Regions from separate parts of the Homo sapiens genome. Here all the other regions are linked to region 1. Evidence: chromatin loops called from intact Hi-C (ENCODE). Cell type or tissue: B cell. All regions are shown on one strand. Each heading gives the region's core, and the rest is flanking DNA. Links, peaks and the distances in the headings are about the cores only. Region 1 overlaps LOC105372058 (a long non-coding RNA gene). Region 2 overlaps KLHL14 (kelch like family member 14). Region 3 holds the start of KLHL14 (kelch like family member 14).

Region 1 (10,893 bases), core at 1,248-9,247:
AGGTTCTGAAAGAGAAAAAATTCAGGACTTTGTTGAGCCTCACATGCAGAGTCAAATTCAGAAAAAAATGGCAACATATAAACAGCTCACAAAGCACAATACTCAGTCTCATAAATTCGGCACAATCTGGGTACCAGCTTCCAGCTTCCAGTTGCAATAAGAGAATTGCCAAGTAGAAAAATGACCAAAGCATTCCCGACATGTTTGCATAAGTGAGGTAAGGAGCTCAAAGGAGGGATTTAAAAGAAGACTCTGCATTGTTCGTGAAGTCATTCAAGCAGAAGGAGGGTGGAATTCCATCTGTTCAGTTCAGTTTGGTTCAATGAACTGGGTCACTTTTAATGGTTCACTAAATTCTGACTATCTAAAAATTACAGTTAATGTGTTTTAAAAATCTTGAGCTGCATGACAAGAACACCTTATTACTTGTTCTTCCTTGCCCTTGGGTTTATCACCTCTGAGATTGGGTAAAGTGGGGTGCCTTTCATGAGATGGGCAAATTGGGTTGCTGTATCCAGCATCAGATGCCTACCAATAGCTCTGCATTAAAAAAGACAAAAAAAAATGCTTTTATATCCCCTACTTCCTTGATCCTCTCCCTGACTGGAGTTTTGAGGCTGGGGCAACTATTTCTCACTCATGTGAGACTGATCTGGGAACATATCTGAGGTAGAGGAAGGAGACCAGCATAGAACTAGAAAGCAGAAAAACTATTGTAGAAAAATAAGTACATAAGAGAAAAATCATAATTCATGTTTCGGGGAAAGTTTGAAAGTCTCAAAGCACAGGATGCTCCAGGGAAGTGTTTCTGGCTTTAGGCTTTTCAAGGAGGTGATTTGTACCCAATTTCATGTGATTAAACATTTCCCCAGCTTCCTAAGGATCAGGGTTACTTTCAAAGGTAAACCTAAGAAAATAAAAGAATCGTGTTCCCTGATTTTGAATAAGTGTGTTGGTTTTTCTCTGCACAGCAAAACAAGCCTTTTATCACAACATGGAGATGCTTTTTAATCATGGCATTTTTAAGGGCAAAGTGATATTGAACTATGGATGAAACACCTTTCTAGAAAAGATGAAACTGTCGGGAATCAGAATGAGAAAAAGGGAGATTTGTTCCAAAATTGAATTTAGGCAACCTTGATCTTATTTTCCATGTCATCTTTGCCTATTAAAAATATACCTATTCCTCCTGGATACTGACCAACATGGCCTCTTGTTGCAAAGTGCTGCTTGATATGCCAGTAGGACATCTCTTCGTGATAGACGAGAGAAGCAGAGTTGAAAGCAACACCTGAAGCTTTCAAATAGGAAATAACACAAGATCAGCCCAAGGACATCTGCAAGTTAAAAAACAACACCTCTTCCAAAGACAGTTTCAAAAAAATAAATAATCATACTAGAATTGGGACTATGGCTACTGAATAGTGATGAAGATGATCAACTAAATCATTAATGCTGATGGGATGTTTACTTTTCTACTCAGACCTAGCTAGCTAGCTCAGAATTATTTGTTCAAATTGAAATTCGATTTTAAGAGGGCTAGATAAATGTGAGACTAGACGAAGCCATCCTTATTTGGTTCTAATGGCACAGTGTCTTTCTGAAGCATTACAAGTTGTATTCTTTTGTTCATTTAATAAGCACAAAAGCACGTAGAGAGCTGCAGATGAGGACACTTCTCCTTCGGCTTGTATTTGCACAGGGTGGAGTCACACAATGATTTGGGGAAGGGACTGCCCCCACCTCTGGCTTTCCTTTGTACAGTTTTCACACCTGCCAGCGTGGGAGGGTAAGCCTCTGTCCCCCTACAGATGGTCTATCAACAGGGGTCACAGCAGCTCCCAGCTCTGGACTAGGACTATGAATTAGTGTAGTTTCCCTCCAGCAAATTTTCTTCCATGGGCCCCACTGGGGCCACTAGTGGTGGAGGACATGGTCTGAAGAATCTCTCTCCTTTGACCTAATTACTTCTTCTCTAGTCTCCCCAGCTCTGTCCCTGCCAGATGTAATCCATTTCCTAAACTTCTGTCATGGGAGTCTTTCCCAAACATTGATGTGATGGAATCCCTCCCTTGCTTACAGGTCTCTTGAGCTCTCCTTAAGATAAAGAATAATCTCCTTAGCAGATATGTGTATCTTTTTACCACATTATTCCAAGGGTCTTTACAAACTCATTATCAATTGTTGAGTTTTTTGCTCATCCTTCAGGGATTGGCTCTAAAGCCCCCTCTGTTGAAGACTTTAATTACTCAACCCATCCATCCTCTTCCCCACCATGGCACCTCCATTGGAGCAGTTGTTGCAGGGTATTGCAATGACGTATCCATCTTTCTTTCTATTTTCCCATCCAGGCTGTGTAGCAATCAAAAACAGGAATGTATTCATGCCTAGTGCAGTGTTGAATACTTGTTAAAAATATATTTAATTGGATGGTAATATCTGCTTTTTTATGTTTTTGTTTCAATCTGTTTTCTACTCCAGCTACCAGTTTAATATAGTTCTAGGGTGTTATTCCCATTTCTGTTACTTTCCTTCTTAATATTTATGAATATGTTTGTTTGAACATATACTTGTTTATTGGTGTTCTCTATCAGTAAAATAAAAACTCTATAAAGCCAAAGACATCATCTCATTTTGTTTACACTGTATCTCCTATTCCTATCTTTGTACCTTCTTAGTAAATATTTGCTTAATCAAAGAAGGAATTAATTAAGAAATTCTTCAGCACAAGATGTTGAGTTATAGACACCTCACTTACAATTCTTTAGGCAATGACCAAATGAATTGCTTTTCGCTTTATTTACTTTCTTCTTGATTTTAATAATTCTTTTCTACAGCTTCCCCACTATTTAAAATGAAAAAATCTTGCATCAAGGGAAGGAAAAAAAAATGAGTGGGAAATTTACAAAGAAACCCTTTTACATGTTGACTATGGAATCCTTTTATAAATGGCTGAGTTCCCTCAATTCATGCACCAGTGATTACTTCTTTCTTCTTCTTTTTCCTACTCAGAGGTCTGCCCGAATCTGCTGGCTAAGCCGCCTCCAATACAAAGGGGAATTAATATTGTAGGACAATTAGAATTTGGTGTCCCTTCCACTGTGATGTTTTAGAAAATCAAGGTAGGGTTTTATCCCTGACCATAAGTTGAAATCTTAATATATTTGAACTTAAACTCATCATGGCCTGAGCCTATTGCATGAACTATTATCTATTATCTAATGCTACTGTGAAAAGTGACACTCTATGGCAAATAGGGGACCAAAATTGTTGCCCTCCACTTTAGTCCTACATTATATTACTGAATTTAAATCATAAGAGTTAGGGGCCAATAGTGAAGGAGGTGTGTGTGTGTGTGTGAGTGAGTGTGTGTGACTGCATGTGTGTTCAGGGATGCCCTGAAGTTAGGTGAGTGGCCTAATCCATCATGGCATCTCACAGGCACTTGACTGTATGATTTGAGGAGTTCCTGGTGAGTGAACCTGCCACAAGAAGGAAGGGCAACACAGCAATCATGGCTGTCCCCAGTAATTTTGTCCCCTCTCAGTTTCAACAGTCTTCTCTTGGCTCTTCAGATAATGGGGTCTGCCACCAATACACCAACTGTCTCAAGTCAGGTGCTGAAACAACTCAAACCAGGAAATATGAAGACATAGATATATCTCATTTAATGCTGATACCTTTAACTTTTATGAGCTCAGTTCCCTCAACAAAAATAAGTGGAGAGTTGTAGTGAGTAGAGCATGGGTTGTTGAGAGGATTCAGTGATATGTAAAGTGCTCAGCACCAGCATCTGGTACATTTCAAGTAATGTGCAGTGGTTGTTATCACTATTACTACTAGTCCTGAGGTTAGAATAAACCTGCTCTATCTTTCTCTCTTCTTTACATATAGTCTCATTAAAAACAAACAAACACTAGACTCCAGCATTCAAAACCATTCACCAGTGGCTAAGAGAACAGATTCTAGAACCAGGCTACTTGGATTTGAATCCCGGCTCCTCAACTTACTGGGCCGGTAACTTTAGTTGAATTATTTAGCCTCTTTATGCCTCTGTCTTCTTACCTGTAAAACCAGGATAAAGACTGCATTTTTTCCTTGGTATATGGTCAGTATTCACTTATTTAAAGAACTTGGGAAAGTGTACATGGTTAACATGTAGTACTTGGTAGATCTTTGCAGATTGGCTCTTTTGACCTTATCTCCTGGGACAAAACCTTGAAGTCTTTTTGCTCAGTCATGGCTGGCATGGATGCTGGATCCAGCAATGTGTACTGCTCACCTCAGACGAACTCCTATGGCTGGTGGAACTCTTGGTCTTTTCAAAATTTATTTCCTAATATTTTCCTTGCCTGTGGGCCCAGGATTAGCCCTTCTGGCTCTAGACTTCATTTAACTTCTGCAGCTGGAACCTGTCCTCTTCCCCTATTCTTTCAGGGAGACCCTCTATTGTGCTGTATGCCATCAACAAATGAAGGAAATGGAAGCCAGCTAAAATGCATTGAAACCCTGGTATGCTAGATATTTATAGTAATATGTGTTAAATTTCACAGTAACCATGAAAAATAAGTTTTATTCTAGTTTGTCAGATGTGGAAACTAAGTCTCAGGAAGGCTGAGTAATTTGCCCCAAGTCATGTAGTAAGCAAGTGGTAGAGAGAGAATGTAAACTCAGGTCTGTTTAACTTTCAGAAACTGTGCTTGCTTCTTCCCTTATATCATGTTGTCCCATTATTTTGTAAAAATGATCATAAGTTTATTGTAAGTGTATTGTATGTGTATGTAAGTGTATTGTTATTGTATTAAATTTGATTATCCTATTTTAATTTTAATTTTACATGGTTTATATGTGATCCTTCTGGAGGTGAAGATTATGGATGGGATGGAAAGGAGTGATACTACCATGAATTGAAAACTTTCGTTCTCTGTTCCTCTCTTTCTCAATCTCTCTCATACACACACCACACACACATTTACTTTAATTTATCTATATGTTTGTCTATGCATCTACCTATCATCTCTATGTATACATATTCATACATGTGCATTTATTAAATACCATCAAATATTTATTGATAATTTATTTTATGTAAAGGCAATAAAACTTTCTTCTTTACATTTTTCATTGTAACAGAAACTTAGAAAGTCTATTCTTGCTTTGGAATAGTCAGTGATTAGCATCGAGCAGGGCCTGTCTTTAGGCAAAGTCTCACTTCTGCACTTGCTTTCTGGGCTATTACCCAAGCCTAGACTCACCCTGCAGTAGGGTATTTTCTCCTTGAGAGCTGTTCTACCACAGCCTGTGTTCCCACAGGGGCTGGTGGAGGGAAAGCCCCTCTCTACTCAGCATTGCAAGTTGCCTAATGAACTTCTCACTGAATTCTTGTTTCAAATTTGAGAGATGGTTCTAATCTCAACTGATTTGTGAAGCTGAGACGACCTGATGAATACCTCTGATGTTAGTTATTTCTGCCAATTTTCTCATTGGTTAAATTTCAAGCGATGTCTACTCAAGGTCTGATATGGTTTGGATCTGTGTCCCTGCCCAAATCTTATGTTGACATGTAATCCCCAATGCTGGGAGGGGGCGCCTGGTGGGAGGTGATTGGATCATGGGGGCAGTTTCTCATGAATTGTTTAGCACCGTACCCCCTAGTACTGTTCTCGTGATAGAGTTCTCACAAGATCTGGTTATTTAAAAGTGTGTAGCACCTCCCTCTCCCTGTCTCTTGCTCCTGCTCTGACCATGTAAGATGTGCCTGCTTCCCCGTTGCCTTCTGCCATGATTGAAAGTCTCCTGAGGCCTCCAAAGAAGCTAAGAGGATGCCGGCATTATGCTTCCTATACAGCCTGCAGAACCATGAGCCAATGAAACCTCTCATCTTTATAAATTACTCAATCTCAGTTATTTCTTTATGGCAATGCAGGAATGGACTGATACAAGGTCCCACTTATTCAAAGAACTCAGTCATACGTCTGCCATGATACCCTTTCCTCTATTGGGTCAGTTGCTTAAGATTCTATCTTTTCTTCTAAATATAGCTGAAAATTATTTAAACATCACATGGAAACTATGTTAATATGTTATTTGTAAGGATTGTATGTGAATGTGAAATCTCAGAGGACAGGATGAAAAAACCAGAAGATACTCTTGGTCTTTCAGGGCTGAATGGCAACCTGGAGGCCCAACTGCAGATGAAGCCTGCTATTTGAAAACTGGAAATTAGATGGGGTCACTATCACCCCTGCATCTTCTTCCATATTGTCAATTTCCCAGAATGCTAGGTTGAACACCTAACTGCCTGAAATGGGTTTTAGAATAGGGAACAAAAATGTTTGTGTGTGTGAGAGTGTGTACATGCATACATATATAATGATAATTTCAAAGTGGAATGGCTATGATTGGTTGCAGGAGCCCTTAATAAGTACACTAATTCCCCAGGCCCCACACACACTATTTTTTTTCTGGAAGGCCATTAAAATAGGAAAATCCAGTGAGGGGAGGATCACAACACACCAGCAGTAAACACAAGCAGGGCCTCTGCAGTATTTAGGCCTCTTTTCTCTGAATAGCCCCTTCTTCTTTTATCTCTTTCACTTGTAAACTGTCTAGGCTAAGTATAAAACAAATGAAGAGGGAGAGGACAAAAGAACAGTAAAGAAAAAGTTTGAGCAAGACCAGCAATTGAAAGCGGGCAAATAGTGGTGGAATGGATGGACAAGGGAGAGCGAGAGTGGGAAGCTGTAGAGAAAGTTGAGGGGAAGGGAAGGTACCCCATATTGAAATAGGATTAATCTGATAGCATCTAGTAAACGTCAACATGTTGGGAGCAGATCCACGCATGAAAAGTTTTGTTTTTTTTTTTTTTTTTTTTTTTTTTAGATGGAGTCTTGCTCTGCTACCCAGGCTGGAGTGCAATGGTGCAATCTCAGCTCAATCGCCTCCCAGGCTCCAGTGGTTTTCCTGCCTCACCCTCCTGAGTAGCTGGGATTACATGGTATGCCACCACAGCCAGCTAATTTTTGTATTTTCAGTAGAGACAGGTTTCACCATGTTAGCCAGGCTGGTCTCGAACTCCTGGCCTCAGGTGATCTTCCTGCCTCGGCCTCCCAAAGTGTTGGGATTACAGGCATGAGCCACCGCGCCCAGCCCCACATGAAGGATTTTTTAAAAACACAAATATTTTGTAAAATTGCAAGTGGAGAAGGAAGGTAATTAGAGCAAGTATCTGGCAAGGGAAATTGGAGTAGGTAAACAGGAGAACCGCAACATCTGATTTGCCCACTTCGTCTTGTAGTTTAAGGTCAACTCTTGTGTGCATTTGGTTCCATCATCTAAAGGGAAAAATGTAAATTAGTGTTATGTATATATTGTCATGTATTAGCTTTGAGATAAAAAAGCACTCATCTTTTTTTTTCTTTTCTTTTGAGATGGAGTGTCACTCTGTTGCCCAGGCTGGAGTGCAGTGGTGCAATCTCAGCTCACTGCAACCTCCGCCTCCCAGGTTCAAGTGATTCTCCTGCCTCAGCCTCCGGAGTAGCTGGAATTACAGGTGTGTGCCTCCATCCCCAGCTAATTTTTGTATTTTTTAGTAGAGACGGGGTTTTGCCATGTTGGCCAGGCTGGTCTCAAACTCCTGACCTCAGGTGATCTGTCTGCCTCAGCCTCGCAAAGTGCTGGGATTACAGGCATGAGCCACCGTGCTCAGTCAAAAAAACCACTCTTATCTATTATTATGCCAAAAGCTCTACAGAGCCCTTAACTGGGTCAGAATCCTCTATTTTTGTTTCTATGAGTAATATTTGTTAACAATAAAATCATGTCACAGAATATCTTATGTGGAAGTGGGCAGCTTCACTCTTGAATGGCAGATACCCATCTAAATACCAAGAATCATGCTACTTATTCAAGGTTATAAACAGAGGAAGGTCATCAAGAGTGGAAGTGTCATATCCTGGAGGAAGAGGCAAGCTAGTTTCCTTGTCATTGTATTTGGACTCCTCAAAGTGAAACATGGTAAGGTTTATACAGGTTTTTGTTGATTTGCTTTTCATTGATTTTACTCTTTGTCTTCAACAAAGAAAAAGAAGCTGTAGGTTTATCCCTGTCTCTGCAGCTGCAATTGTGACTTCCTTGGAAAAAAAAAAAAAAAAGCCAAAAGGACAGCTCTTTACCGATTAGGAAGTAGAAAATTTGATAGCTTCTGAAAATAAATGCCTGTATTCCATTTTCTGGCAGGCCGCTGTGGTTCGTCTTCTGCCTGGGAACTGGATAAAAACATCAGTGAATACCCCAAAGGTCAGAATTTCAGAACTGCTGCCACAACTGTATTGTCACCAAGTAGTCACCATGCTCTCACTCACTCTCTTTTTTTAAGAGGCCTGGTCATGTCCGGGGGAATGCCAGGTACATTTTTCTTAATGTATGAGCACAAGTTACATATAACAACCTAACAACACAATACTGCCTCTTTAATGCTAATCTATTCCTTGCAATCTACTAGATACATGTAGAGTCATTGGTGTGTATCAAGAGAGCAAAATCAGATTCTGAAAATATCTGAAAGGATGCACTAGAGTGTACATAATAATGTATTTTAATCTGCCAGGCCTTAAAATTAATCATGAATTCCCACAGAGATTTTAATAATTTTGAAATGATGTTTTTTTTTTCTTCATAGAGTAATATTCTTGGACAGAGTTTTCTAAATGCTGCAAGGGTAAAAAAAAAAAAATATAGGTGGGGGAGGGGGAAGCAGGGGCAGTTTCTCGTTTGCCATCTTAGAGGAGATGTGTTTACCAGGGGAACATGTTTTCTTTTGCTCCTAACTAAAAGGCAAGGTAGGTGTTTCAAAGAAAGGCTTTATCACTCCATAAAAGCTGACAAGTCTCGGGAAGTTTATTAGGGGTAATAATGTGCATTTGTTAAGCAGTGGGAATAGTCCTGAAGCAAAGAGGTCCATTCTAGCGAGGGGGTGGATACCTCAGCAGCATTACAGAACTTGGCCATCAGCAGTTTTCAGAGTGGCACAGGAGGAAAACCTTGGTGGTCAAACTGCAATAGGCTCTGGAAAGGGTGACCATATTATTTATTGTTTAAACTGGGACTTTTGAGAGGGAAAATAAAAGTAAATAATTACCCTGGGGTATATGCTTACTTTCAGTTCAAGGGCAGGTAGCAAAGGTCTGGATTTCAGGTTTCTGATTTAGCAGTGGCCCCTGCCTTTCAAAGAGGGGTGGTCATGTCTGTTTCCCTTACTGCCCTAAGATGCTAGGCCCATAAACTGTTTAGGCTCTTTGAACTTTATCCAACAAAGGTGTTATGTAAAATTATAAATACATAGCATTGTTTCATGAATAATAAACAACTAAAAATATTATGACCTAGATTGATGATTTTTCAGGGATATCCAGGGTACCAGGAAAAAAAAAATACGTTCCTAGAGGTATGCTGGACTTTCTATATCTTTTTAAGTCTCCATAAAATACCCTATTCAATGCTAAAAAAAATGTGTACACATGGACATACAGAGTAGACTGATAGAAAATGGAAGCTTAGCAGGGTGAGGAGGTGAGAGGTGGGTGGATGATGAGAAATGACTTAGTGGGTACAAGGTATGGTATTCAGGAAATGGGTACTCTAAAAACCTTGACTTGACCACTACCCAATCTATGCCTGTAACAAAATGGCACTAGTAACCCACACATTTATACAAATAAAAAGATAAAATAAAGTACCCCATTACAGTGTCTGGCTACAAGGAGAAGGGAATTTTTCTTGTGATCCACCAAGTTTTAGGTAACTATCCCTGAAATGCAGCTGTCATAACATGTCTTCGTCCCTTTTCTACCCATCCATTAAAAACAAGTGTACTTAATTGTACACTTGAGTGTGTATTTAATTTCCTCCAGTCCCCATGTCCAGATTTTTCTAAGAGTTGAAGTAGAGCATATTTGTTAGAAGTAGGCAGAAAAGATTATTTTACCTGAGTTACATTACCTTCAAATAATTTGCAGGCTGGTAGAATCAGGAATCTCACTAGTGTGTGTGCTCCTTTAAGAAACTATTTTATTGTTCTTTGGGTTGGCTAGTGGAATAAAATCGGAGATACTCATTTGGCCTAGCCTACACTTCCCTTCCAGATTTCCCATCTTCCACTATCCCATTGAATCAGTGATATTCATTGCCTTAAGAGATAGTTATTGAATGGAGTACAGGATACAAAAGATCAGAGAAAGTGAAAAAAAAACCACAAATCCCTGGCTTTGAGTTTCAAAGAAGGCCTCTGGAAATTCCCAGTAGAGGAAATGGCCTTGGGAGCAAATCTTTTCATCTTACTAGGAGCAGGCATTTTGGAATAAAAGGCTAAATCCCCAGCTCAGCAGCAGTTAATGCCTTAACTAGGAGTGCTTCCCAAACTGGAAGGGGCACAGGAATCACCCGGGAGCACTGTTAATGCACAGCTTCCTATTGGGCCTGAGTGTCTGCATTTCTAATAAGCTTGAAAATACTGCAAGCTACTGGTCCCTGGTTTACATTTTAAATAACAAAGCCTAAAATAATAGTTTGGAAAGTGAACAAGTGAAAAACCTAATTAATCAGACTAGAAACAATACTTTACTGTTTGGGAAGAGTTGCTTTGAGAGCTTAGCTTGTCCCTATGAAGACAGCTAAGAGAAGTCCCTATAAAAGGGCCTTGTGGCTGCTATGGTGTGGGGCCCACAAAGAAGCGGCTATGACAGCAACCAGGCAGGGCCTCTTTGGGAAGTCCTCTGGGGCACAGTGCAACAACAGTGGACGCAAAGAAATGGCTGCCGGGAACTGTACAAATGTCCTGAGCTGGCATCTTTCCTATGCCTGAAGCCACCCAGAGAGGTGGGAGAACATCCCTAA
Region 2 (10,893 bases), core at 1,734-9,733, 120 kb before region 1:
AACATGTGTGTGACAGGAGAAAGCTCTTCTCTTTGTTCAAGAGAGATGTGGTTCTGTGCAGCCTGCCACAGTGGAGCCATTCAAGCTCTGTATAGCCTAGTGACGAAAGGAGATAAAGCATCACTCTCAGGCTAGTGATGGACTCGTAAGTAATGCCTGCATTTAAACTCCTAATAAAGCCCAATTATTAGACTATGCTGCCTCCTGAGAGCCAGTCTCATTACTGAGACTTCGTCCTGTCTTTTTCTTTCTCCCTCCCATCTGGCTGGCTTTTGGAAGAGATAAGAGTGACTTTTTGACCTAAGGAAACTTTGGCACCTGCTGCAGAAGAAAAAGTGCAGAAAGACACCAAGGTCACAAAATAATAATGAAAATTCAAGTTCAGAAGGATGCAACATCTTTCCACTAAAATTATATCTCTGAGAGAGTGAGACATAATGGTAGAAATGAATATTTTGACAGCAACCTGACATTCTGAAGAAAGGAGTTCAGCCATTCAAGATGATGCTGAGAGGGACAACAGCCTCCCGATCCAAAGTCCAATTTCATTCTTTACTCTAACTCCAGGGAGAGGTTCCCTGTGGGGAAACTGTGAGGCTCTTTCGGAGGAACTGGAGCCAGCCTCCTGCCAACCAGGCTGTTTCCAGTTGGAGAGTCACTGCAGGAGTGGCCATGCAGGGAGATACTGAGAAAAGTTAGTAACAGGATAGATTTCTCCAGGCTTCTCCCGGAATATTCATGGCAACAAATAAGTGTCCATTTTCAAGAAGGGAGTTTCAGTGGATTCCTTCTAAAAGGACTCAACGTTTATTTTTAGGGTAAGAAAAATGCTATGAAATCATCCTGGGGCAAAGATAAAAGAAGAAGGTTATCCTTATTTTTGTGTAGATCTGCAGCAAGGGAGGGAGGCAGGCCCTGGCGGGTGTGTGTGCTGAGGAGACAATGAGGTGTGGCTTGTGGAATCCTGCTTAGGGACACCCTGCTGCTGTGGGTGAAATGGAATCTCTTATCTTCCTCTGCTTTTCCTCTCCCTCCTTGTAGGGAGCCAGTTCTTTCTGTTCTTTGCTGTATCACCAACCCTCGAGGGACCATGGTGCCACAATGAACCCTAGGTGGAGGGCTCCGTGGTGTCTAGGAAGCCCTCCAAGGTCATCCCCCACTGGAAAGGGCATTCACAGAAGCCTCTAAGACCCACCCAATCAGCTAATCTGGAGCAATATTCTTTTCATTATCAGATCTTTGACATGCAGCAACAAATTATTCTGAAAAGTTTACCATATTCTCTGAAGCTGAATTGTGGATGCTATACTGTGTGGCTTGAATTATTCTCTAGTGCAAATTCTGTAGTGCGCTAGGGACCCGAATTTCATCTCTAGGAAATAAATCCCCTAGAATTTGGTAATTCCAGCAACTTTCCCTATGACTCATTTCCCTTTTTCTCATATCAATTAATGAAATTTCTTTTAATTTTGCAAAAATTTTTCCCCATTTTTTAAGAAATCACTATCAGTATTTTCTCCTATCTTTTATAGACATGTAGCAAATTCAAAAAACAGAAGCAATTATTTGTTTAGTTCCATGATTTTCAAAATGTGGTCCAAAATCTACTGGTAGCAGAACTACCTATGATGCTTGCTAAACATGCAGGTTCTTGGGACCTCCTTTCAGATCAATTTATTTAGAATCTCTGGGGTGGAGCTAGGGAAGATATATTTTGTTAAAAAGCTCTATGTTTGATTCTTGAAAAAGCTACTGGTCTAGGCAAGATCTTCTGGAATTGAGGAAAAAGGATCTGAATTTTTTTTTCTCTACTAGCTTTACATTACTGGAAGAGCTATTTATACACTGCTGACTTGGATAACTGTTCAGCTGCCTAGATAACTTTGCTTGTATGGATCTAGTTGAAAAGCAATATTTCAGTTAATTTCCCTGTTTTCTAATTTTGTGTCTTAAACGTGGCTTTGTTACGGACCAAACTGTGTTCCCTCCAAATTCATGTGTTGAAGCCCTAACCCCCAAAGTGACTACATTTGGAGATAGAGCTTTTAAGGAGGTAATTAAGGTTAAATGAGGTCATAAGGGTGAGGCCCTGATCCAATATGACTGATGTCCTTATAAGAAGAGGAAGAAACACCAGATCTTCCTCTGCATGTAAGCACAGAGAAAAGGCCATGTGGGCATACAGCAGGAAGGCAGCTGTCTACAAACCAGGAAGAGAGGCTCCGCAGAAATCAACCCTGCTGGCACCTTGGTCTTGAACTTCCAACCACCAGAAATTGGAGACAATAAATTTTTGTTAAGCCACTTGGAGACTTTAGGGTTTAGAGTTTCCTTCACACACACACACACACACACATGCAAATGTGAAACACTTTCAAAAAAAACCTTTCTAAGGTGAGATTATTCCTTCTCTTAATAGGTCAAAAGAATGACTGTTTTCCTGGAAGTTGGACTGTCAGTTTGATTAAACTGATGGAAGGCTTGAGGGGCTCTTTCCTGCACAAGAGGTGTCCCTTTTCCTGGGATAGATTTTTACCTAGACTACTTGCTGTTGGTTTCATTTGCTGCTCCTTAACCCTGGAAAAATCCCAAATCTTGAATTTATTTAAGTGCCTTAAGGGTGGTGTTTAAATATTTCAGTTTTGCATTGCATGTCTATTTTCTCTTTTCAATTTTGAATACAACAATGCCAATTGAAGTTTGTCAGGATTCTAGGTGTTCTGAAGTGACTGTCTAGAATTAGATACCTTCTCTACATGACTAGAAGTTCTGCCAAGGGAAGAAGATATCTTCTAAAGACAAAAACATGTGACTAATTTCTAGAGGTTTTCTGCATTCTTGGGATTTGTTGAAAATGCATTCTACAACCTGTGAAATTATCACATACTTTTGATAATACCTTGTCTCCCTGAAATATAAAGAAACCCACACTATGATCCCTACCATCTTGCACTCAGAGCTGTCATAGTGGCTCAGTCTTCTTTCTTATGTATCAAAGATGTAAATCTTTTCAGAGAAAGCAAGAATTTGATTGTTCATGAAGATACATAATCAAAATAGAAATTGTTCTACCCAGCAGCATAAACATTAAGCCCAAGAAACAATTTGTTGGCCAATCTTCCATATCCACACACTAGAAGCGACAATGAAGTAACAGTACCCAACTTACTAAGAGTAGTAAAAGTAATTTCTCTTCAAGAGCAGCAGTAGCAGCAGTTTTTGTCCTTAAGGAAAACTGCCAGGAGACTGTAGCAAAGGAAAGATGAAACTGGATAAGTTATTCTCATGATAAATTTAGCTTTTCCGTGTCGGAATCCACTTGGTGATATGTGTGGTGAAGCCCTCCATTGAATCTCAGCCATGACTGAAAATCCCGTGCTTTGCTGTTTCCTGCTGATCCCCACAAGGAACGTTTTAAACTGAGAGCTGCTGTTTTTTGTTTTGTTTTCTTTTGACATGCAGTACTTCTTCTTCTATAGTGCTTCTTATCAGTTATCATGTCTTGGAAGTCAAAACAATTTCACCTTATTTCCTAAAATAATTATTGTATTAACATTGCTTGAAAAAAATATTTCTTATGTGTCTTTAAGAAAATTTAAGTAAATAAGTCGAGTAATGAAAATATTTTCCTTGAAATGAAAGATTTGCTTATCCAAGTCCAGAATATCATTTAAGAAATATGATGCCCAAGTCAACAAAGCTAAAATGATCACATGAAAACAAACAATACCAAAATCAATCACAGATATTTTTCTCTGCCACACCAAATACCAAGATTTTTAATAATAGTCATAAGTGTCATATAAAAGCATCTAGAGAATTTTGCACTGTACATCTGCATGCATTTTCTTTTCATTTTGCAAATAGTATAACATGTTCCTGCAGAAGGTGGCCTCAGCTGTGATCTAGGTACCATAAGAAGCCCTATGATGCTTACAGGATATTTATAACTTAATCATAAACAGACACATAGCACAACTAAAAATAAAATGGCCAAAGAATTTGAATAGACATCTCTCTCTCTCTCTCTTTTGTATCTTTTTGTTGTTTTTTTTTGTTTGTTTGTTTTTAGAGATGGTGTCTCGCTCTATTGCCCAGGCTGGAGTGCAGTGGACCGATCACAGCTCACTGCAGCCTCAAACTCCTGGGTTCAAGCAGTTTTCCTGCCTCAGCCTCTGAGTATCTGGAACTATAAGCATGCACCACCAGGCCCAGAGACATTTTTCAAAATAGATATGCAAGTGGCCAATAAGCACATGAAAAGATGCTCAACATGATTAGCCATTAGGGGAATGCAAACCACCATGAGATACTACTTCACGTCTATTAAGATGGTTATAATGAAAAAGACAGATGAGTATTGGTGAAGATGTGGAGCAATTGGAACTGTCATAAACTGCTGGTGTGAATGTAAAATGGTGCAGCTGCTTTGAAAAGCCATCTGGCAGTTCCTCAAAAGGTTAAATATTTGTTTAATGTTAACTGAATTAATATATGAGGCAGCATTCCCACTCATAGGTATATGCATACCCAAGAGAAATGAAAACATATGTCCATACAAAAAACTTGTATAGGAATGCTCAGGGCAGCATTATTCATAATAGCAAAGAGTGGAAACAACCCACACGTCCATGGATAAACAACAAAATGTAGTTTATCTGTACAATGGAATATTATTCAGCCATAAAAATAAATGAATTACTATTACCTGTGACAACATAGATGAACCTTGCAAATACACTACATGAAAGAAGCCATTCAAAAAAACCCACATATTGCATGATTCTATTTATATGAAATGTCCAGAATAGGCAAATCTCCGGTGACAGAAAGTAGATTAGTGGTTACCTAGGGCTGAAAGTCGGGCGGATGATGGTGGTGGTGAGGGAATGATTGGTGATTGCTAACAGATATGGGTTTTTGGGGGAGGGAATGATTAAAATGTTCTAAAATTGTGGTGATGGCCACACAACTCTGTGAATATACTGAAAACCATTGAATTATATTCTTTAAGTGGGTGAATGGTATAGTATATTAATTACATCTCAATAAAGCTGCTCAATGTGAATCTACCATGGGTTTTCTAAATTTTCTGATGGCATGAATAGATCAAAAGGATGGAATAAAATTCCAGGATTGGCTTGGGATCTATATATCACTCAAAGGTGGATAAAATGAACATCCACTTAACATGATGGCTAAAATGGATAATGCTTCAGCAGAAGCATAATCATTATCAGAATAGTGTCAATACTCACGTTGTGGAAATCCAACTCTAAACATTTTGTATGGAAGTGGAAGTCCTAACAAGTGAACAGAAAGGCAAATATATATATAAATGGAACTATTCCTATAAAAATCCAAGCTATCAATCATTGAATATGTATAGCCAGGCACTATACTAAGTGATGATGTACACACATTATTTTAACATTTAGAATTGCCCTAATGAAGTGGGTATTATGATGTACATTTTATGGGTAAGGCGTCTGAAAATTGGTTAAGTAAATTACCCAAGGAGAAGCAGCTTGTAAGTGGTAGAGGTGAGATTTAAACTAGCATTTGTCTAACTTTCAGGTCTTAATTACTACACAATACAGCTGTTTTAAGATATCTGCATTATAACCTTCTCTCTCTCTCTCTCTCTCTCTCTCTCGTCATTTTGGAGTGAATGCTTATGAAACCTTAGGAGAGGGAGATTACAGGAATTGCCACTGACAATGGTGGTACAGTTGCTATAGTAACCAATCCACCAAATTCATCTGTGCTACTGGGCACACACTTCTGCCTCTGTAATACACCCATACTGACTGGGATCTCTCACTGTATCAGTGAACTCCTGTTAATGCATATGAAATAGAAAGTGGTGAGGGCCTAGTGTACACCTGATAGCATTAAAGTGTTTTCTTCAAAGTTTCCCTCTCTGACTCACAGGTTTACATTCCCTTTTTTAATCCCATCGCTTTGCACAGGATGCTCTGATGTGGTTGGTTTTGAGGGGTGCTCAAAATCAGAGCCAAACAGCCCTCTGTTGTTTTTGTTCTAAGAAGTATTTACAAATATGACTATTTTCTTTCTGGTGACAAATTGACCCTCCAGCCTAATAATTCCTCACTCAGCACCAGATTGTGAATTGTGGACCATCCCACCCTGACCCTGACATTCAAAATAGACTTTATCTGATAAAAAAACACATCTCAGAAATCACTCTATAGAAAATTTGAAGGTAGCACCCAACAATATGTGATTGGACTGTGTACACACAGACATACACACACACACACACACACACATATACACACACACACAAACATGCACATCCATCTTTCCATATTTTTCAACAATGCCTCTACATTTTCAAGGACTTTTCTCAGATATTGCTGCTTTCTCTCTTCTTCCTCCTCTCCATTTCACTGGCCTCGCCTGTCTTCAGAGGCACCTGAAGGCACATAAGGCAGGGAAGTGAAACCGACTGTAATTCTTCAGTTCACTTCTCTGCAGCCTCCAGTGAGCCAGTCTCCATACGGTGGCCCAGCTGAGCTCTGAGGAAGTTCAGAGTCCCCGCGCAGGTGCAATTTACCAACCCCTCACAGGCGCTCTGGGAGCAAAGAAGCCAGACATATGCATGTGAAAGGCTTTGGGAGCAGCAGAAAAGAAAGCCTCTAAGCTTAAGTTTATGAGATTAAAAAGAAGAGGAACTCTCTTCTATGAAAGGAAAAAATGAAAGACATTTATAACTCAACCGGCCATCATTTTCCTTTTGAAGAATGAAATATAAATTGCTGAGAGCTGTCGAAAATTCTAATGTTCCCACTTCCTTCTGATGCCCTTGGTTTCACCTTTGGTTCCCTCCAACTTCATTCCTCTGGTGTTAACAGTCTCTGACTATTTCTGTGCTATCAGTGATATCATGAATATGTCCTAGTGATTTTTTGATAGGCAAAAGTGCATTCAGGTAAATTTTGCTAAATATGTCTTTTAAAATTAATAATATACAAACTTAAAACAGCATTTTATGTTTAGTTTTTCTACAATCTCAGCTGATCTTTCTACAAATGCTGCTAAGTATTTAGAACTATAATTATTAACCCATTTTACTGCTGCAGGACTCGGCTAACGTGGAGCCAGGCCACTCATTTAGGTTTATGATTTCAAAGGCAGCAGTGTTTCCACAATAGTATTACTTCTTTTTTCAGTTCAACTGAAAAACATGCTGATTTTTCCATTTTAAAATGTATCTATGCAGTAAATAATCCTTAGCAGGGCCTACAACTTCCTGTATGATTTGGACAACCCCTCTTGCCACAAATGTAGCCACACATCCTTTTTTTTTTTTTTTTTTTAAGTTCCTGGAAGGTGCCAAGCTCTTTTCTGCCCAGGAGTTTTGCAGGTGGTCTTCTCTCAGCTTTGCCTCTCCAATTGCATATTTTGCCTTCTCCCCAGGCCTATTACTTAGAATGGCTCATCTTTCAAGGCTCATCTTATACCTTTGTTGCAGAGAAAGTCTTCTCCAGTCACTCGGATAAGGTTACAGCTGTCTGTTATAGGGTGTCCCAGCCCATGCCACTTTTCTCTTGTAGGTTATGTATTGCCAGTGTGATTATTTTGTGTTACTATTTACTCTTTCTCTTTTTACTGTAAATTGCATGCAGTCAGAAATGTGGCTGTCTTGTTCAACTCTGTATCTCAGAACTTAGCTCAGAGCTTGATGTACCATATACGTTCAATACAAATGTGGGGGTTATTCCATAGCACAACTTCTGATTAGTAGTAAATTGCAATGCATCACTCCAAGTTTCCACTATCAGTGTGACACAGTCATGGGCCTGCATTTAGAAAGCTGTCAGAGGTCCTGAAGTTCTCCTTGCTTCTCAGGTCTTTTGCCAGGTCAAATTACATGGGAATTAAGATGATTTTGCAATGAATGCAGTTATATGTTTATCTCCTTATATTCACAGAATGGGTTGTCCCCTTTGAACTCCGAGACTTCTGAAACTACTGCATTACCTAGCACAACAATGGATTTAAAAAAAAAACAACAAAAAATCTTATTAACTCAGATTACATATACATAGTTATTGAACCGAATGGTATTATAGGCGGTAAGGTACCATGATTGACATTTTTTTCTTGTGAAAATATTTTCTTTCTTTTGAGGACTGACTTTTTTTTTCTTTTTAATGAAATTCTGTCTATAACTCTAAATTATATAAGGTTGGGTATGCCATGATTTAAGTGTTTCTTGATTTGTTCTTATCTTGATTTGTAAATGTTGAACACCTAATTTCCAGTCTTTAGAAATTTCTTGCCCATCTTCTTTTTCTTCCTTTTTCAGATAGTTCACATTCTTAATAACTTGTTTGATACCCCTTATTTCCTTGCATTTTTCTTACTTCTTGTTTTTTCTTCTTTTTCTCATTACCCTATAATTTATTTTCTCTTTTTACGGTAGGCATTCCATAATACCTTTCTGCTTTACTTCTAGTGTTGCAAATAGTTCTAATCCTATTTGCATTAATATTATTTGTGAAGAGATAAACCTCTCTGCTATTTACAGTAAAATGAACACACTCATTGTATCATCTGTACTACAACAGATAGCCTTTCTCTGGTTAAGTGATCCTCCTACCCATATCAAAATAGTGTTTTTTTGTTTTAATTTAAAGAAATCATCATTAGTAATGCCTGTATTGTGAATTATCTTGGAAATCAATGGAAAGGACATGGAAAATGAACATGTTTTCTGAATTCTAAGTGAATGAGAGAAGACAAACATTTATGATCTAACAATTGTTAAATTGATTTTCTTGAAACAAAATATAAACAGAATAAATTTTCAGTTAGAGAGGTCTTATTTTGTTATTAAAATATACAGGTATTTTTATAATTCCAACTTCTACCTGGTTATTTAATCACCTGAAAGTATCCCCAACATGAATAGTGTTTTACTGTCACAAAAACAAATCTGACACCCCTTTAGTACTTCAGTGCACAGAAATCCAGGGAAACCAACTTTTGGTTCAAATTCAAGCTTCAAGGTTTTTTTTTTTTTTTCATAGTTAAACAGAAATTTCTTATTTTTCTTTCTTTTCTTTATTTAAAGTGCATTGGCTCATTCTATTTTTAGTAAGTCAATATTATAGTGCCAAATCTCAGCAACTTATTATTTAGCCCCTTAATTCAGAACTAATAATTAAGTGCTGTAGACCAGAAGGATAGAATTCTGGCTTTCTAATGTCTTCCCCTCGTTCTTCATTGGTTGAGTGGCCTGAAGAAGAGTTAGATGGCAGGAACTTTTAATGACTTTTGTGGTGTGATAAAACAGAAGTGGAAGGTGTAGATAAGAGTTTGTCTTTTGTAAATGCCACATCTCCAATATATACTCATAATGGCAGGGTTATTTCCCTGGTGATAAGGACCTCTGACTCAACACTATTCAGATAATTGGGTAAATTACTTATCTTCTCTGAGTCCCAGTTTTCTCATCTTTAAAAAGGCTTAAAGGGTGCTGTAAAGATTAGAAACACTGTAAGTGATAAGTCAAGCTTGTGGTAGTTGCTCAGACAGTGATAGCTACTATTATTATTGGCCAACAACAGGTTGTGTGTATGTTTGCGTGTGTGTAATCATCTTTAAAATTACCTATATTTTTATTGCACATTAGCTTTTTTGATTCACACTATACTGCACCAACCTTAAGTGTCTATCTCAATTATATTTAAGACCAATAGCAATTTACAACGAACTCACATTTTTGGATCAAGGTCAGGCACTGAGTTAAGTGCTTTGGTTACACATATTCAGAGAAGTCACCGTCTATTGGGGTCTGAGACAGACACATAAGACAAACCTACAATGGGGTAAGTATTTCTCCAGAGGTTGTTCACTTTGCAGAAGGCAGGCAGGATCTATACTCAATCCAGTTGATCCACTCATAAGTCAGGAATCCTGACATGCCCTTTGATCAAAGCAGCTGGAGATACAGATTGACACTTAGAAAAATAATTGTTCACATGTTCATTTAGTTTAGATTAGTTTGCCTAGATTAGTTTGCTGAATATGTGCCCGTTAACCTCAGAAAAATAGTGTGTTAAATATACTCGCCTATTTTGATTTCCTACTCGAAATGATTAAAATATCATATAAACAATATTTAAGCCTCTTCTGAATAATGATGACCATTCTACATTAGGAGGTTTTATATCCAGTATGCTTGAAAAAATGAGAAACTCATCCATTGTTTTAATTAATCACTATTTAGCTTCCGAGGATCACTATTCAAATCCTTAAGTCATATTCTGGATAAATTAACTTCTAACTTAGCACGGTAGAATTATTTAGACTTGAGTTCTTTCCAAATGGAAGGATGAAGACTAATGGGGATTTTTTCCACTAGAATAAGGGCAAATTGTTTTTGTCCATTTTCTTCACTGATATATCCCAAGTGCCTAGCCTAGTACATGGGTTGGCAAACCGTGGCTCACAGTATAAATCCAGTCCATGTTCTATTTTTATATTTTTGTATAGCCTGAAAACTAAGAGTGTCTTTTATGTTTGTAAGTGGTTGAAAAAATTAAAAGAATAATATTTCATGATGTGAAAATTACAGGAAATTTCAGTGCCCACAAATGCAGTTTTACTGTAACACAGCAATGCCCATTCATTTATGTACTGTCAGTTGCGTTTTTGCACTACAGGTGAAGAGTAGTGTAGTTGCAACAGAGACCTTGTGACCCCAAAGCCAAAAATAAACACTGTGTTGCTTTTTATAGAAAAAAATTGCTGACCCCTGGCCTGGAAAAACAACTCTCCTAATTTTTTTTTTAAGTCAGATACATTACTATTTAACCCTCACAAGTTTCTTTTTAAAAGAAAAGTCTTAAGTCTACATAT
Region 3 (10,893 bases), core at 1,247-9,246, 110 kb before region 1:
TGTGAAGTGCGTCAACATCACCTGTTACGCAGTAGCAGTTGTAAATAAGGTAACACATTTTTTACTGTTTTTTAAGTTAAGAAAATTGGGATGCTTAGAATTAGCTAAGGTAATGAGTGAACCTCATGTTCATAAAAATGGTAAAAATACAAGCATGAATTAAAACTGGAAAATGTCCACTTTTAACAGTAAGTCCTCTATTTCAATACAAGGCATTAGTATCCTTTTTAATTGCCTTCTGATTGTAGGATGTAACTATTTGACTCCCATATCGGTTGATGTAATTTTGTAATCAATGGTCCTGTTTCAGATAATAAACAAATTGTATTCTGAATGGTTGAATAATTTCTGATACAAAATTTAACTACCTAACAATTTTTAATCTGAGGGTATCAAATTGATATAAAGGGAAGTAACAATTTAGAGAATGCATGGATACAAGTTTAGTTTGCTTTGTTAAGGTTATTACTCAGTTCTTAGAAAGAGAACCAACAGAAAATATTGTCCTACATTTAATGAAACACTTTCTAAGCACCAAAACCAGGAATCAAAACTGTATATTAGGAAATGTAATGGCATTTTAATTATTGCAAGTCATTTTAGCAGATAGATAATTAGTACCCTTGATGTTTAAATAGATTTTTACATTAATTTATGAGAAATCTATAAATAGACTATGTTTTGTAGTAAATGAAATCTTAGGTAGTCTCCTGTTGTTTATAAAATATAATTTCTTTAAAACTACACTTCGATATGGAACCCTACATGGGACGTAATAGCTAGTTGTTAAATGTTTAAAAAATATGATTACTTTCATGAATGTATTTCTATTACAGGTGTTTTCTTGGAGAAGGTTCAGTAAACTTTTGTTATGTGCAATAGTAATGTAGATTAATGTATTGATGAAGTACAACATTGAGCCTTTCTTTTTTCATAATCTTAATTCATTCAACTTTTAATAAGCATTTATTCGTTATATTGTGTGAGGTGCAATGAAAATGTAAAACATTAGTTAATTTTATCCAGTTAATTAATATCTAATCCAATTTGATTTATTTGGGATAATTGCTAAATTATACATTAAAATTTCAAACTGTAAATAAAAAGAAACTATTTGGGTTACTTAAGCTAAATTTAGACTATGTCTTCTGTTATTTACATTTAATATACTAAACACTGCATATCATGTCGCTTTATGAAACTAAATTTTCATGCTTTAGATGATGTTAATATTGACTTGTAGAAAGATTAAATCAAGCTGATTTAATCTATCCATCACCTCACCTCTTTATCATTTCTTTGTGTTGAGAATGTTTCAAATCTACTATTTTGGCAATTTTGAAATATGTAATACTTTTTTACTAACTGTGGTCACGTTGCTGGTGCAATAGATCACTAAAACTTATTCTTCCCGTCTAACTGAAACTTTATATCCTTTGTCAATCCTGTCATCTTAAATTACTTATGTGTGTATTTGAATACAGAGTGACAAGTTTCTTATTTTACTTATTGTCCTTATGTTAAGTTTGGTAAAATGGAATATGAATTTAAGTGCAACTGGTATACTTAGAAAAACCAAGCAACAAGAGGGAACATTTTATATTAATTTGAGTATTTGTATAAAGATTTCATACTTGGGTTCCTTTACTTTTCTAGGCTTAATGAAAACTCAAAATTAATAATCTTTAAAATGCTTAAATTATGATTATATTAATATCTCTACTTTCTATAGATAATATACTCTTAAACAAGTAAATTCTCTTTTGAAGTTATTCTATTTGCTTATACTTTGTACTTATTCCAAAAGACTGGTCAATTTTACATTTTCATCTCCTTCTCTGAATTTAAGAAACTCTTTTATATTTAGAGTTTAAAAACTACAGGTGGATAAAAAGTAATAAATACAAGGTCCTTCTATTCAATTGTCTTCAATGAAAGTGATGTAATCTCAAAAACAATTGGTTAACACATTTATCCCCGTTAAATGACACATAAGGCTAAGGGAACATTTTTATATTACACTGATGCTATAATAAATGGGCTGATTTAATATTGTTGGTTGCAACTTACAGCATTTCTGTCTACTTTAAAGTTAGGAACTTCATGGTTATTTTGGCATTCTTCCTATGAATTACAATTAAAATAATGTAATTAGTCTGTAAAATTCAAAATGCTACCTTTACTAATAAAGGAATAAAACCTAAATTATATTACTTTGAGGTCAATGATAGGTTCGCATGAACTATTTGCTTTTCTATATCTTTCTCTTTTAAAAGAAAATACAGTTTTCTTCCTACTGCAGAAGTATCAGATTCTTGCAGCATCCATGACACTTGTAAGCATTCAGTGGTCAGACACCACTACATATCCTTCAAATGATGTGGCCCAGTGAAGCTGGAGGGTGTCGTCACGGAGCCAGGCAGCCTGGTATCTCAGCCATCCACCAGGACAGAGCCAGCAGGCACTAGCTGGTGTGCTGAATCTTGACTAAAGTGGGAAATGGATTTTGCATTTTGAAAGTCAACTCTTCTAACATTGAACCTTAGGACATACCTGTTAGATAAAAGTGCATTGAGGGCTTCAGAAATTTACTGGATCAAATTTATAAAGCTCCTCTGCCAAAATTACTCTTAGAATAAGTTAAATCTTAATTTTATTATTCCTCTGGGTTTCTGAATTTATACCGTGTTATACATATTTTTAAAAGTATGAGTAAATGTATGTTCAGAACTATAACTGTGTTGTCTGAATTATTGACTATGTGTGATATATGCTAAATGAAGTATACTTGTAGGTCATTTAAAAGTGACAAAAATTTAAATCACAGAATATTAATCACCAAGGCCCATCGCCCATCACACTGAGTTTGCCATTTGGATCTTTAGACAAACGAAAAATTCCAATAAAATAAAAATACGTTTCATGTTTTTTTCCTCATTGGCCTCTTGTGCTCACTGTTAAAAGCACACGGGGATTTGGATTCTTGTTTCTTCTATTGTCCTATTATCATCTTTTGACAACACGATTCGTTAACTCATCTCCCACAGATGTTAGAAAAATGAACTTACAGGGTTTTGTTACAAGTTCAAGATTTCTCATGCCTCCTGTTGGCCTCTCCTTAACACAAGAGCTGCCTAAAAAAGTGTAGAGAGTATCTTCCATTTCTTTAAACTTTAGTTACCTAGGTCTGGTGGAAACATAATGACACACACACACACACACACACACACACACACACACACACACCATTTAATTCTATAAGGCTGCACAAGGTGGGCCCCATTCTTTAGACATCATTCTGACTGGGAAAATGCCCTGCTAGATTTTCAAACCATGTACTTTGCTACACTTTGTAACACTTTGGTGGTTAGGCTGGAGTAGCCTGGCATCTGGAATCATGATGTTTTATCATGAGAAACTGAGAGGATACTGTTTCTCTTTTCTAAAAAGAGAAAGAAACCCTTTGCTAGGGCTCATTAAAAATGGTTTTAAAATTGGAGCCAATAAAACACGATTGTCAATTCCTACAGCCTTTTTATCTCAGCAGCATTTTTAAAAGGCATCATTTCTCTCTCCCCTGAAATCCTACTTGCAACACACACAGCCACATTTCTAACTAGCAACAACAGAGGCAGCAGCAACTCTCCAACTTCTTTGTCACTGGTGAGCAGGCACACAGACCAACTGGAGCTAGAAGCCTCTCCACTCCTCCATCCCAATTTTCAAGTGCACTCTTCTCAGAAATGGGAGTTGCTAGGCAAGATTCACCCCATCACCCTGAAATCTCTTGCTTTACTCTCCTTTAAAAGTGAAAAGGAAAGGCTTTCCACAACATAGAAAAGTTTGCCTGGGCACATGATACCAGCATTTCCAATAGTGACCCTAATAGACAAAGCATTTTGGAGTTCTGACATCGACAGGGAGCAGATCCCAGTCATGAAGAAACAACTTGAGTGTGTGACGGCAAGACCATGAAAGCCTTCCTTTGCAAGCATCGCCTGGGCTCTTCTGCTCACCCAAGGCAGAACTGAGGAGGGGTGGGGTGGGCATTCCTCACCACAGGATCCTTTTTCTTGAGCAAGCCCATCTTAAGATTTGTAGGGAGAGCTGGCTTAGAGAGACTTCCAAAGCTACACTTCTAACTGTCCTGGCCTTTGGCCCCATCTGCCTGTCAATTTCAGTCTGAGTCCACAATTCCCATGTTTACGGCTCTGGGGATATCTAGAACCTCGGCTTTGGAGCGCTCAGGGATGCTGCTAGGCCAGTTCCCTATTGACCTTTCAGGGACTCTGAAATCAACTTTCCTCACACACTCTGAATTGTTTGCGTTTGTTTTCATCCTGCCAGAGCCACCCGCCCAGGCCACCCATCTCTTCCCTCCTCCCTGCCCCCTCCCCTCCCTCCGGCCTCTCTGGCTCTACCCCCCCCTCCCCCGCCCTCCTCTTTGTTGTCTCCTACCTGCTGGCCAGGCTCTGCCTGCAGTGCTGCCTGAAGGGCATCAGGTGGTAGTTCATGGCGTCCAGCAGCAGCTTCTGGCAGACCGGGTCGGTTCGCATGAAATCCACTGACTGGACCCGCTCCACCAGCTCCGGGGCCGGGATGAGGGCGAAGCGGAGGCGCTTCATGAGGTCAGGCGCATACTGCATGCGGGTCTCGCGGTCGTGCTCCAGCCACAGCACGGACATCTGGAAGAGCGCCAGCTCCGACTCCACGGGGGGCGGCAGCGAGTCCAGCAGGGCGCGCATCTCCTCGAAGTTGAGCAGCAGCACATCCTCCACCAGGTACTTGTTGGCCAGCTTCTTGGTCTCCTCCAGGCCGTGCAGCGCGGCGATCTTGCACACCTGCTTGTAGTTCTGCACCGAGATCTGGTCGTTGAGGAACTGCACGCAGAGCTTGGTGACCTGGGGGATGTGCAGGATCTTGCTGACCGACAGCACCTCCTCCACCGTGTCCAGGGACAGGGTCACGTTGGCCGTGTAGAGGTACTCGAGCACCAGGCGCAGCCCGATGGACGAGCAGCCCTGCAGCACCAGGTTGTTGATGGCCCGGGGGCTGGTCAGCAGCTTGTCGTCGGGGGAGGAAGAAGGAGTCCCGGGCTCCTCCTGCGGCGGCGGCTGCTGCTGCTGTGACGGCTGCTGCTGCGGCGGCTGCTGCTGGTCCTTGGGGGCCCCCAGGCCGTCCTGGCCGCCGACCCCTCCCCCGAGAGGGGGGTGGCTGGAGAAGAGCGATCGGAAGTACTGCGAGCAGGAGGCCAGCACGGCCTTGTGGCAATGGAACTGCTGGCCCTGGGCCGTCAGGGTCACGTCGCAAAACAGCTGCTTCCTCCACAGCAGGTTGAGGCCGTGCAGCAGGTTGTCGCTGTGGCTGGGGTCGAAGGTGGAGGTCCTGTCCCCGGATCTGGACATGGCGAGCTGACTCGGTGCACCTGGCTTTAAACCCTCCTCCAACCTGGCAGACAGGGGTGGGGGATGGGAGGGAGGGGAGCAGGGTGGTGGAGCGGGTGGGGTGTGGTCGGGGTGGGGAAGGGTGTGGAGGGGAGGGGAGGGCGAAGAACAAGAATCAAGGCTCAGCTTGACTCCCTCCTGGCGCGCTCCGGACCCCGACCCTAGGAGGAAAGTCCGAAGACGCTGGATCCGTGAGCGCCACCAGAAGGGCCCTGTCTGGGGTCCCGGCGCCGGTTCTGCGCCCTGCGGCTCCTCTCGCCACCTCCCACACACTTCGTCCCTCACTTTCCTAAAACCAACCACCTCAGCTCGGCTGTTGGCAGCAACAGCAGTGGCAGCAGCGACGGCAAAGTGGCGGCTGAGGCCGAGGCACCTCGTGGGCTCGTGTCCATGCCGGGCCAGATGAAGGGAAAGGCCGGGAAGTGGGGAGCCGGGGGTGCCCTGAAAGCTCAGAGGCGACCGACGGCGAAGGTTCCAGGTCAACTTGTGCCCGAAGCTTTGCTTTTCGCAGTTGGCCCAGTTTGGGGGAGGGGGTAGGAACAGGGGCCCGACCAGCGTGCGGGGTGTGCGAATCTTAGCTCTCCAAAAGCTGGGACCCCCTTCGATTATCCATGCTGCCCCGAGAAACTCCTAGGCTAATAGTCTGAGGGAGGAGATAAAGCCCTTTCTTCTCCCGGGAAAGTGCAGCGGAGCGCGGTGAGGACCCGCTCAGTGGAATCGGCAGAGGCGGGAGCTGTCCTTATCAATTCGAGCTCATTTCCCTCAACCTGGCCCTGCCCGCTTCCCCGCTTCGCAAACTGTTGGCTTCCCCGTCACCACTCAGTTTGGCTAATTTTCCAGAGATGGCTTTAAACCTGGCAGGAGAATCCTTCCACCACCGCCACCCCCACCCGGTGGCCCCCTCTCCCCCGTCTCGCTCATTTCAAAGCGCGGAAGTTCAGGCATCAATCTCCCCTTCCAGCGAGGGGCGGCACCGAGGACTCAGGGGGAGGAAGTGGGGCTGCGAGGACGCGTTTGGAGAGGGAGCCGGGAGGCCTGGAGGCCGGGAGGGATTCGTGTGCACGGTTTCCCCTCCCGGGCACCAGGCGCAGTCGCTTTAACTCCAGTAACTATGAGAAGTTCAAGTTAGAAGGCAGGTGTTGGGGGAGGGGTGGGGGCTGTCGAACGAGCGGGGGGGCGGGGGAGCAGTGGGGTGCGGGGTCTCTGCGCCCCACCCAGCATCGTCGCCTGCAGCCGCAGCTCCCTTCTGACCCCCTCGGTAGAGCCCCCAGCGGCCCCCCACTCGGGCACCCCCACTTCCCCGGCCCTGGAACTACTTCTGTAAAAAGTCTGAGCCGCCCGCATCTAGGCAGAGGAGGGCAGGGTGGGGGAGGCGAGGCGAAATCGATACGCCAGGTCCTTAACCTGTAATTGCACCTTCCAGGGCTGAGCAGAAAGGGACCCTCTGCTTGCATCCCGCCCGCGCGCCGGCCCGCCGGCCCGCCGGCCCGCCCGCCCGGGGGAGAGCCGCCGCCGCCGCCCGGCTCGGAGGGATCCCGGCGGACCTGCCCCTTCCACTGCGGCTCACTCTGCCCTGCCTGGCGCCGGTCCTGGATCGCCGGCTTCCTATTTATACCGGACTGGGCTCCTTTCGACTCACTTTACCATCCCGTTCCAGGTGGACCCTACCCTCCCTCGCGCTCCCTCCGCCGGCAGCACCCCCACGCCCGCCCCCAAAGCTCTGGCTTGCCTGAAACATCTTACAGAGTCTCTCTCCCTTTAAGAGGACCCGGTCATACCTCTCTCTAGCTCTCTCCGCTTCGTTGTCTCCCCCCGCCCCATCTTTTCCTATTCCCCTTCCTTCTTGTTCTTCTCCCTTGCCTTTCCTCCTCATCTGCTTATTTCTTGCAATAGGAGTTTTTTCTTTATGAGCGTTTGCCATACAACTACCCCCCCGCCAACCCCTCTGAAAGACTCCCTCCCCGGCCCTTCCCCCTCCAACAATCCAAAAGACAGAACAAAATACACACAAGGCAGACACAAGGCCAGAAACTTACCTGTTCTCAACCAGCTGCAAAGTCAAGGCTCACTTAAGCTCCCCCCAAAAATCAATTGTCCTTCCTTTTTAAAGGTTTGCTGTCTCCTTGGGAGGGGGAAAACACCTTCTGGTTCCCAACTCCAGGCAGTCACTCTTTACAATTTATTTTGTCGTACATCATTTGATCACCATGAATTAGCAACAGCAAGAAAATGTAGGAGAGGGAGAAAAGAGAGAAAGAGAGAGGGAGAGAGAGAGGGAGCAGAGCTTTCTGCAAGAGAAGAAGAAGAAAAAATGTACGTGTGACAAATTATGCTACCAAGAAACAACACATCATTATCCTTGGGCCTGGGGCTCAGTGAGTCGTAACGAGAGTAATAGGAAATCCACGGTTGGGGAGAGAAACGGTCGTGCTTGGCCAGTAGAGAGAGACCATACAGGGGGATGGATGCTGGAGAGACTCGCAAAATTATGGCTCAAGGCTATTGTAAAAATTGTCGAGCGTAAATGACTGCGATTTCAAACATCTTTGGAAGAAAGAAGGGGAAAAAGCGAGCCCCCCCTCCCTCCCTCTCCCTCTCTCTCCCTCTCTCTTCTCTCTCTCTATAAAGAACCGTCAAGTTTTAGTGCGCATTGCTAATTAGTCAATTTCTCTCTGCCTTCACAGGCTGGCGACTTCGCTGCTGAGCTGAAACTGCTAATTTCTGTGACCAGCTTTTTTCTTAGCTGTGATCTGGATGAATGAGTAGCTGTCTCACAGAGATGACAAAAATAAACTCTAATCCCCCCCAAAATTTCCACTACATCTTTCTCATGCATAGATTTATGATCTTCAAGTGCTCTGTGCAATATGCAAACTTTTTTTGTGTCTGTATATATGCTGTTGTTTCCAGATTTCACTACATTGGTATGCTGCTTTTCCCTTCCCCCCACACCTCCCCCCCACCCCCAGCACTGTGAAATGCAGAAACAGTCTGATCTCAAAGTATGCTAAGACACTACTTTATTCTGTTTTGGTATTTGGGGTTTGGGTCTGTCCTGAAAGACACTAGCCCTTGCCTAAAAGGTGAGTGGCTGAGGATACACACCGGGGTGGGGGAGTAGAGCTGGTAGACAGAATAGAGGACAGCCCTTTGCTTTACATTTGCTTCCCACAAGGCACTGTTCAAGGTTTATGATCTTATTTGAAAACATATTTTCTCTATCATTTTGTCTGGTTAAACAACTGCCTCTGAACTTCTCTGTCAGCTCTTCAACAGATAAGGGTGCAGAAGTCACGTTTTTTTTTTTTTTTTTTTTTTACTGAAAGATTATCATATTGTTGGATTTGTATTTCAATTAGGAGTCTTTGATTTGCAGGAGCTAGAATCAAGTGCTAGGAAACCCAGCCGCAATTTCACAAATGTAACCTTTCAACTTTAGAGCTCATCTGATATATAAGGGCAACCACATAGTGCTCACATTTTTGACCCTGCTTAGCATGCAAAAGGAACCCCAGCATGTTTCTGGAATTTTAGCTGTACCAGAGATTCATGTGCATTTTGGTAGAGGACATGTTCTCCAGACTTATCTCATGATGTATTGCACCCTTATGTTTATAGCCCTGCATTTCGGTTGTCAATGGGGGTTGGAGGTGTCCAAGAAAGAAAGAAAAAAAAGAAGCAGAAAAAGGAAGGTATGCCCTTGAGTAAAATGAACACGAAGAAAGCTGGACATGAACTAAATTGAGCTTTGTTTGCTATTAACTATATGACTATGATTCATTCTAATTTATATGTGCTCTGATTAGTAAACTTATTAAAATACGTATCAGGGCACCATTGCAAGACATCTATTCAGACCCCCCATCATCCTCTTTGATTTGTGAGAGATGGAAAGACACCTGCTTAGGAAAGGGAGGAAAATTAAAAATTCTGAGGTTCAGAAATAGGGATTCCCCATTTACAATGATAACATTAACGTGCACATGGGATAGTCACACTTAAATGAATTAAGAAGGATCAAACTGAAGCATTTAACCCTCACAAAGCCCCCCCACTTTTTTTGTCAAGGTTCTAGATTATCTGAGAGTAAGACTTCTTTATTCAGATCCTGTTGAGATGCTGCATTCTCATATTTATGTTTATAGTGGAAATGCCCCAATACATGATTAAATCATAGAAAAGAATTTTGCTGTTGTTGTTGTTTAGGGCAGAGGAGAGAAAGACAACAGATTATACAATTCTCCTGGCCCTATTATTGTTTTGATTTTTGTTTAAATTTCCCTTATTTGGGTGTTGAACAGGAAGATCATGTGACTCTAAGATAGAACATTTTTGGAGTTCTGTGTCACTAGCAATTAAAGCTATCAAGTATGTGGAGTGTCACAAAACTCTCATACATGTAAAGTGCAATTTTTATATTATGATTTTGATGTTGATCTTTTATGAACTTCTCATGAAGTATTTGGAACTAAGCCCAAAGGCAATAATAGTATTGATCACTTAAATTATGGCCACCTTCCTGTTTTATCTTGAAAGAATTAAAGTATGTTTGTAGGCCTCAAAATAACTTAGTTTCAAATTTCTATTTTTTTATGGATAGGATATATTGACCACTAATTATGATTACCAGGCTCTTTATTGCTTCCAAACAATATAAAAGCCACATTTCAAAAATTTTAGCTACCTATAATTTTAATGCTTATTTAACAACTAGGGTGGAAAGGGAAGAGAGTGGGATTGGGAGCTGGCAATTCTAAAATGGCTGTTGAAGTGGATAAAAACATTTTCTTCTGCATTCTAAAGTTATCTGATAATGTTTAAATTTCAGAAAAAAATACAATTCTGGTTATTGTATAAGCAATTAAAAAAGAATATTGATAAAGGGTCCCTTCATAATCTGTGCATAAACTAGCATATATGTCATGTAAATCTCACACCTCCAGTATCTTATACTGGCTTTGACTGAAATTATTGCAGAACTCACAAATGAGACGACACTATTTACAATAAATCTCGTTATGAAAGATTCAATTTGCAGCAATCAGATGCTAGCTACTAAGCGATTTTAAGTATTTGAATTTTATCCTACTTCAGTGTTCAACATACAGAAATTGCATCTGTGTGTTTGATCTGTCCTGCTGAGCGCTATCAGCAGCTTGCATCTCTGCCACTATTGTTTTTAAAATGGCAGGAAGGACGTGACTAGTCAGGAGCACTCAGCAGGATGGATTTCACGTGGCATAAGAGGAGCCAGAATTGTCTTTTTTAAAAAAAAATTAAATATGATTGTGTAGTCATCTAATGCAAGCCATCTTCATACTTCGATAGAATTATCAAAATTATTCATTAGTGAATTTGCATTTAAACCATGTACAATGGAAAGATTCTGAAACTATGGCCACTGAGCAGTCTACTAGAGCTGCCATTAGTTTCTAGTGGTCTGGTCAGC

What was found. Peaks named below come from ENCODE experiments on the same cell type or tissue, not always from the same donor. Only the 100,000 strongest peaks of a DNase experiment are listed, where the experiment ranks them.
Region 2: a loop joins it to region 1, with 5 times the contacts of the local background. A loop is called at or near these places in 2 of 110 quality-filtered maps.
Region 3: a loop joins it to region 1, with 1.9 times the contacts of the local background. A loop is called at or near these places in 2 of 110 quality-filtered maps.

What each region holds. Positions count from the first base shown.
Region 1 is chr18:32,879,464-32,890,356 of GRCh38, forward strand. LOC105372058 (a long non-coding RNA gene) reads left to right here. Exons shown (of 10, transcript XR_935361.2): 4 at 8,239-8,298. Among named protein-coding and RNA genes, the nearest start is that of KLHL14, 110 kb to the left of the region's middle. RefSeq lists an enhancer at 7,412-8,611. In B cell, for the core only: no CTCF peak of the experiment used is centred there; DNase peaks (open chromatin) are centred at 1,768, 3,002 and 5,278; H3K4me3 peaks cover 542 bases; H3K27ac peaks cover 5,026 bases.
Region 2 is chr18:32,754,070-32,764,962 of GRCh38, forward strand. All of the region lies in intron 2 of KLHL14 (kelch like family member 14), which reads right to left. Among named protein-coding and RNA genes, the nearest start is that of KLHL14, 14 kb to the right of the region's middle. In B cell, for the core only: no CTCF peak of the experiment used is centred there; DNase peaks (open chromatin) are centred at 5,852, 6,502 and 7,422; H3K4me3 peaks cover 2,330 bases; H3K27ac peaks cover 6,832 bases.
Region 3 is chr18:32,765,187-32,776,079 of GRCh38, forward strand. It overlaps KLHL14 (kelch like family member 14), which reads right to left and starts at 7,837. Exons shown (of 9, transcript NM_020805.3): 1 at 7,481-7,837; 2 at 4,459-5,448. The coding sequence starts at 5,405. It overlaps LOC105372055 (a long non-coding RNA gene), which reads left to right and starts at 5,490. Exons shown (of 2, transcript XR_935342.4): 1 at 5,490-7,101; 2 at 8,129-8,255. In B cell, for the core only: no CTCF peak of the experiment used is centred there; DNase peaks (open chromatin) are centred at 4,795, 4,995, 6,895, 8,215 and 7 weaker places; H3K4me3 peaks cover 6,725 bases; H3K27ac peaks cover 6,939 bases.